3 separate regions of the Homo sapiens genome follow, and regions 1 and 2 are each linked to region 3. A link is an interaction called in ENCODE POLR2A ChIA-PET data of the cell type or tissue named here. Cell type or tissue: OCI-LY7. All regions are shown on one strand.

The links. Peaks named below come from ENCODE experiments on the same cell type or tissue, not always from the same donor. Only the 100,000 strongest peaks of a DNase experiment are listed, where the experiment ranks them.
Region 1: POLR2A ChIA-PET joins it to region 3 with 8 read pairs; 4 of 35 experiments call an interaction of 5 or more read pairs at or near these places.
Region 2: POLR2A ChIA-PET joins it to region 3 with 5 read pairs; 29 of 35 experiments call an interaction of 5 or more read pairs at or near these places.

Annotation. Positions count from the first base shown.
Region 1 is chr12:68,636,921-68,639,420 of GRCh38, reverse strand. The region is part of intron 1 of RAP1B (RAP1B, member of RAS oncogene family); the gene reads right to left. Among named protein-coding and RNA genes, the nearest start is that of SNORA70G, 11 kb to the right of the region's middle. In OCI-LY7, no CTCF peak of the experiment used is centred here; a DNase peak (open chromatin) is centred at 1,030; H3K4me3 peaks cover 889 bases; H3K27ac peaks cover 2,500 bases.
Region 2 is chr12:68,812,004-68,814,503 of GRCh38, reverse strand. It overlaps MDM2 (MDM2 proto-oncogene), which reads right to left. Exons shown (of 11, transcript NM_002392.6): 3 at 876-950. Among named protein-coding and RNA genes, the nearest start is that of MDM2, 5.1 kb to the right of the region's middle. In OCI-LY7, no CTCF peak of the experiment used is centred here; no DNase peak of the experiment used is centred here; H3K4me3 peaks cover 1,754 bases; H3K27ac peaks cover 1,772 bases.
Region 3 is chr12:68,749,374-68,751,873 of GRCh38, reverse strand. All of the region lies in intron 2 of SLC35E3 (solute carrier family 35 member E3), which reads right to left. Among named protein-coding and RNA genes, the nearest start is that of SLC35E3, 4.4 kb to the right of the region's middle. In OCI-LY7, no CTCF peak of the experiment used is centred here; a DNase peak (open chromatin) is centred at 1,183; H3K4me3 peaks cover 1,055 bases; H3K27ac peaks cover 1,677 bases.

The DNA of each region.
Region 1 (2,500 bases), 110 kb after region 3:
CTGTAGAAAGTAACATTAACTTTGAATTTAAGAAGCTCTATTTAAAAAGTCGTATATTTTGAGATAAATCACTTAATTCTTGGTTTCCAGATTCCTTGTCTACAAAAAGATGGAATGAGGGAAAGGGGAAATACTGAACACTCAGATGACTTACATCAGCCAGGTAACCATGTAAACGCTTGAAGCAGTTAAGGTCTTATTAGGTAATAACATAGACTGTGGTCAAGTAGGGAGTGAATGCTTTACGGGTAAAGTCATTTGAATTCTAAAAATTATGAATATTGTATAAACCAACAAAATCAATTTGAGAGATAAGAGCTCTGAACCCTGGTCCAGCAGTTTTTGACTTCTCGACTAGATCCCTAAAGTCCCTTTCAATTATAAAATGTTTTGTTATAATAATGTTACATGTACCAGACTTTGAAGAATTAAACATAAATGGAATTTTAAAAGCATCTTAGGTTGGGCGTGGTGACTCATGTCTGTAATCCCAGCACTTTGCGGGGCCGAGGCAGGCAGATCACTTGAAGTGAGGAATTCGACACTAGCTGGCCAACATGGTGAAACCCCGTCTATACTAAAAAATACAAAAATCAGTCGGGTTTGGTGGTGCATGCCTGTAATCCCAGGTGCTCAGGAGGCTGAGGCAGGAGAATCATTTGAACCTGGAAGGCCGAGGCTGCAGTGAGCCAAGATTGCGCCACTGCACTCCAGCTTAGGCATACAGAGTGAGACTCTGTCTCAAAAAACAAAAAAAAGTTAGATTCCTTAATTACTATAAAAAAATAAATTGCACTGGTAATAAAATTTAATATAATCTAAATATTATTTCTCTAACTTCATAATGGTTGTTTGATATTATAGATATTTTGGAGTCATTATCTTTCAAAAACAATACACATTTTAAAAAGGAGTGAAAATAAACGTAAGACAACATCCTTACTCCTAAAGTATGCACAACTGGGAAAATCCATTAAGACTAGTGGGCACTCAACCAGGACAAGATGCAACCACATTTTCCTTTACCTTCTCGCATGCTATTTATGCAAATAAAAGCCATGTAACTAAAAATTAGGGCACGGACATGACATCCTCTCTCAGGAAACACACTTCTCTTCAAATAATACCACAAATAAAGAGACTAACTGTATAAGGGATTATACAAATTGGTTACAGAGATTAAGACTGGGAAGTAAAATATAAAAAGAAGTTAAAAACAAGTGACTACCAAGGAAAAAATCTATATACCAAATATACAAAAAATGTGGACTAGTGAGCCAAGTGTCACCAGACTGTACTATAAAACATTAAAGCCAACAACAGATTACCTTTAAAGACTGCTTTAATCCTATCCAGGATAAAACACAGTTGAACAATGGAATTTTAAAAACTTAAATTTGTATTAATCCAGTTAGCAAAATTTGCATCCCAGGTTACCTTAAAAACTTTGAATCCAAAATTATCTTGAAAAGCAAACAAATTAACTCATTAAAAAAAAGGACCCATATTTAAATAACATAAAGCAATTCTACATTTTAAGAAGATGAAACCAAATAACTGACATTTTAAGAGACTTCCTGAACTGAGTGAGGCTAGTTCATAATTGGTAAATAAAGAAATCCTGGGGCTGGTTTGAGGCCCAAACTCAGTTTTTCCTTATACACTTAAAAGTAAATACTGTATCATCTTTGGAGCTCAGGGTGATAAAACATGAAATCTGGAAATAAGGAGACCAAAACTAGCTACGTAATTTACCAGGGGGGTGGTCATTTATTTCTAGGCTGGCATCTTGTTTTTTTTTTTTTTTTTTTTTTTTTTTTTGAGATGGAGTTTTACTCTTGTCACCCAGGCTGGAGTGCAGTGGTGTGTGATCTCAGCTCACTGCAACCTCAGCCTCCCTGGTTCAACTGATTCTCCTCTCTCAGCCTCCCGAGCAGCTGGGATTACAGGTGCGTGCCACCACACCTGGCTAATTTTATATTTTTAGTAGAGGTGGGGTTTCACCATGATGGCCAGGCTTATCCTAAACTCCTGACCTAAGGTGATCCACCCGCCTGGGCCTCCCAAAGTGCTGGGATTACAGGCGTGAGCCACTGCACTCGGCCTCTAGGCTGGTGTCTTAATCTGTGAAATACGGACAACAATACTGACTGTACCGAGTTGATGGACAGATTAAGAATGTACACTGTTTATTAAAGATTTACATGTTAGTTATTACCATCATCAAGCAGCTGCAGGGTAGTACTTATTTTGGTACCCACTATTTGGTCTATAAATGTTTGCTGAATAAAGACTAATAATTCATTTCCAGCAAATGACAGAAGTATATAGACTTTTAAAAGAAGAGTAGTAAGTTATCTTTTTATAGGTAAATTGCCATTTAAGTTCACATCAATTATTGACAGATGCCATGAATCCCAACTGAAGATGAAATACACAAATCTTGGCATTAAAAAAAGTAGGGACAGGCCGGGTGTGGTGGCTCATGCCTGGAATCTCA
Region 2 (2,500 bases), 63 kb before region 3:
TTATAAATGTAGGCAACAAATCACAACAGTATTAATACCTGTGATTTCATCACCAACAAAAATCAGAGGTGTTTTCCTATCATACTGTACTTATGGCAAACATTTCAAAATATGACTTATATTCCTCACTATATCAAGATAATATTTATTGGCCAGGCATGGTGGCTCATGCCTATAATCCCAGCATTTTGGGAGGCCAAGGCAAGTGGATCACCTGAGACTAGGAGTTCAAGACCAGCCTGGCCAACATGGAGAAACCCCATCTCTACTAAAAAGACAAAAAATTAGCCAGGCGTGGTGGCAGGTGCCTATAATCCCAGCTACTTGGAAGGGTAAGGCAGAAGAAGGGCTTGAATCTAGGAGGCGGAGGTTGCAGTGAGCTGAGATCGTGCCACTGCACTCCAGCTTGGGTGACAGAGCGAGACTTCGTCTCAAAAAACAAAAAAACATTATATTTATTATATCTTCTTCTAAATCTTAGTATTTATTATGTTAATAACAAAAGCACACATATCACAAACTAGTTTACTATTTTGGTAACCGTATTTTAGTATGTTTCCTTTGTAATTCTATACATTTTATTTCATACATTTAAAAACATGATTCTGGGAAGGAGTCTACCAAAGGGTTGACAGCATAAAATGGTCAAGCACCCTTACGGGGCTTCCATTTATCTGAGTTCCTAGCTGAGAAATGAAACTCGAGTATAATTAGAATTTTCAGCTTTAAAATATAGTCCAAACGACCACAAAATTAAATGTTGCTGCTTAATGAAAAATCCTTCTATATGGCCAATTTCTCCACATGGTCTTGAAAACTTTAAGTATGGCTACATGTAACTAGTGAGATACTACTTATCTCTTGATTCAGCTTACCTCTTTCATAGTATAAGTGTCTTTTTGTGCACCAACAGACTTTAATAACTTCAAAAGCAATGGCTTTGGTCTAACCTATAAAGAGAAAAGAACTGCTATTATACTTCCAAAATTATCCCAGAACTATAGGCCCTGCAGCAAACATATCCATCAAGTTCAATAAAGGGGATTTGGAAAAAATGCTGGGGAGGATCTAATCATTATGCAAGTATCATGGAATCATCAAGTATCAGTTGTGATCACAGACAGTATCCAATCCAAAAGAGCAAAGATTACTTTTTCCTTCAGCTATTTATATTACCTGCTTACTGCCTTACAAACAACCATAAATTACTGAGATCCAATGAGCTTACCGTACTGATCCAACGAGCTTATTGCAAGCTAACTTAGAGAATCAAAGAGAAATGAATAAATCTTTAGAGTGGGTCCTGTTATCAATCTTCTCTTTCTAAAGATTAGGTTCCTGAAGGCTAGAGAACCTAACTAACTAACCCAAGCTGACAAGGGTAATTAAGAACAGATCAGAGATAACAACCCAGGTCCCTCAACTACAACTCAGCATTTTCTTCCTACTATATCATGCTGCCTCTTAGTTAGTCTACATTTCAAATATCTACTTGACAAACATTTATTGAGCTTCTACTATGCACTGGACAGTGGTAGGTACTGCAAAAGAAATTACAAATAAGACATATGACCTGTATGCAAGGAGCCTGCCAACTAGATTAGGGGTCAATTTTTTTCTGTAAAGAGCCAGACTGTAAGTATTTTAAGCTTTTCATACAAATGGTTCTATCCAAGTAAAAAGCATGGCTACTATGTAAACCAACGGGCATGGTTGCATTCCAGTAAAATTTTCCTTACAGAAAGAAAGGCAGCTGGCTGGGAGAGGTGGCTCTTGCCTATAACCCCAGCACTTTGGGAGACAGTGCTAGAGGTTTGCTTGAGGCTAGGTGTTCAAGACCAGCCTGGGCCACACTGAGAGACTCCACCTCTACAAAAAAAATTTAAAAACTAAAACAAAAACAGGTAACAGGCCAAAGTTGGCTGACAGGCTAACATTTGCCTGCCCCTTATCTAGAGGTTTTACAAATGGTCTTGAGAAAAATAATTGTCATGGGGGAGGGGAATGTAATATACTATGCACTTTCTCCCTTCCTTTTGGTTTATCAAAATCTGCAAAACTCAAGTATCTTTACAGCTTGCCACTACCACACAAACTGGTACCTCTGCACCTCTCTTTAATATGCCCCGGTCCTCTGTCTAACTTTAAAATCTGACAGCACCCCCATTGGGGATGCCTTAAAAACAGATTTTTAAAAATTGCCTATTTCCAGCTAATCAATAAAACAAATATTATTTAACAATTGAAAAATTTAAAATACATATAGAATTGAATTATTAATTTTTCTGATCACTTTTTTTTTTTTTAACTGTGCTTACATATGCACTTTACTTTCAGGCTAAAGAATGGACTCTCTCAAAAAAGATTTAAAAATAACCTTTTTTCTCCTGAATTTTTATTATATGCTATATTAGCTTCAAATTAGATAAAATAATTCAAAGTAAAAATCTGTAATGGAAGCCAGGTGCAGTGGCTCAGGTCTGTAATCCCAGCACTTTGG
Region 3 (2,500 bases):
TATGAATGCCCTTTAAGCACCATGGATGAAAATAGCTCTATAAATTTAATTTCTGATAATCTAGCTTCTTCTCAATTCTTAGAAGGAGGAGAAAAGTCCTCTATTTCCTTCTACCTGATCCTAGTAAATAGGGAAAAATAAATGCATATAAGGGCCTACAAGGATAAAAGATCTTGGGAAAATAAGGGAGAAATAGAAATTCAGGTGATTAGGAATACAGATGCAGTGTTGGACTTCATTTCTTTCTAAAAATGGCAAAATTTAAAAAATGGAAGACCGGGGCCAGGAGCAGTGGCTGACACCTGTAATCCCAGTACTTTGGGAGGCCAAGGCAGGCAGATAACCTGAGGTCAGGAGTCCGAGACCAGCCTGGCCAACATGGTGAAACCCTATCTCTACTAAAAATACAATTAGCTGGGCGTGGTGGCGGGCGCCTGTGGTCCCAGCTACTCGGGACGCTGAGCAGGAGAATCGCTTGAACCAAGGAGGCGGAGGTTGCAGTGAGCTGAGATCGCGCCACTGCACTCCAGCCTCAGTGATAGAGTGAGACTCTGTCTAAAAAAAAAAAAAAACAAAGACAGAGGTTGGGGGGACACGATGACAATGGGGCATGGGGGCAGGTTAGAGATGGTTGCCAATGTGTGTGGCTTGAAAAGGTATGTGGTCTCGTCAGTTGCTTTGGAAAACCCAATCAATGGTAGAAGAGATTTTCCTCTCTCTGGATGACTTTTCTGTGGATACTATTCCTCATCCCCCACCAATACACCTAGATACACTGGATAATCACTAACCCTAAAATACCATACCATTCAGTAGAAACAACATCTCAAGACCTCAAATCCCATTCGTCCACAAAATACTTCACAAATATAACTGAAAAAAAGGCTTTGAAGAAGATTTAACAGGACTGTTTGGATCAGATCTGGCAAGAACAGCTAGGCTTTTGAATGACTTCTACATACTTCTTGTTCCTGTAGGTCTGGGTATCTTGTTACATAAACTCTAAGTCTATAGAAATCCATCAAGACAAAAATAGAAGAGCAGGGAATTTGAACCATACTCCTGCCAGCTTTAACTAAGAGTCCTCTGTGAATATGAAGGACAAAGAACTGATTCTTCTGCTGCCTGCTCCTTGGGGCACAGCAGCAAGCAAAAACGGATACAGAGGGTGTGTGCTCACCTGCCTTTCCTTTTGCAGCCTCTTCAGGCAGCCGCGTGTCTTCGCCACAGGACTGCCTGGAACAGCAGGGGCTCTCAGGCCTCCACTGTCCCTCAATGCAGCACAGCCTGGCTCCTGCCACCACCCCTCTAATGCTCTCCTAAGGGCACTATGATCTCCATGGACATGTCCAGACTCCCTGTGGCCCTTCCTGCGAGCCCTCTTTGCAGAACCTGCAAGTTTTGCTTGGAAGAACTACCCTCTGGTTTGTACTCCTCCCTCACTGCCTCCTGCACTTAACAGTTTTTAAGGCAGATGCCTGCCTTCCTCTTTCATCGCCCTGACTGATGTCTTTTACTATTTGCTGAGATCTACTGCTCTTCCCTCATCGCTTGAGCATCCTTAACCTTATATTGGCCAGTCTCCTGGCCATCTCTACTTATATAATCTGCAGGAACTTGTTTAAAATCAACTGGTGCCTTTTTTCTACAAATGGGCTCCTCTTGTGTGTTTCCAATAATTGATGATATAATCTCCCTCAGGGATCAGAGCCTTACTTTCCTCTCTCTCACATTCAGTCAGGTTCTCCTATGTTCCCCAAAACGCCCCTGGAGTGCCTTTTAACCTTTCCCTGTCCATTCCCACCGCCCTAGCCCAGGCCCTTCCTGCCTGTCCTGTGAAGTACAGGTAGGTTCCTGACTGCTCTGCCTTTTACCCTTCCTTCCCTCTTACCCACCCTTCATTGCCATCAGTTACTTTTCTAAAGACAGGGGAATGATCAAGTCAGTCCCTGTCTGAACTCCTCTCCTGGTGCGTGCTCAATAAAGATATACTTCCTTAGCATGGCTTCACGACCCTGACATCTGGTATCACCCACTCCTCAGCCTTGTCTTCTCACAATGCACCTACTGCCTAGCCTCACCAAACAAATCAAGTTCTCCAAAAATGCTCCAGACTTTCACACACACTGCAAGGAAAAGACCAGCTGTCCTTCCCTGCTGAGCTCATTTCTGTGTGCCCTTCAATTTAAATTGTTAACTTTTCCGTAAAGTCTTACCTCACCGCCCCTCTTTAAGAGCTGCCACTTCCTCCTTGGTGTTCCTCAGAATTTTCCTCCTACCTTGGGGTACATATGCTACTGTGACCAGCTGTCTCTTTGTGTTTCTACACTGCTGGACTGTAGCTGCTTTTCATCTTTGTATCCTCAAGGGTGAACATAATGCAGAAAAGATGTCTGCTGAACGAATGAATGAGTCAACCATCTTTCTACAACTCAAGCTAATAGCTGGTCACTTGTCTTTTAACTCCTTTTAATGTCTCCAGCAGTATAAGAGAAACAAC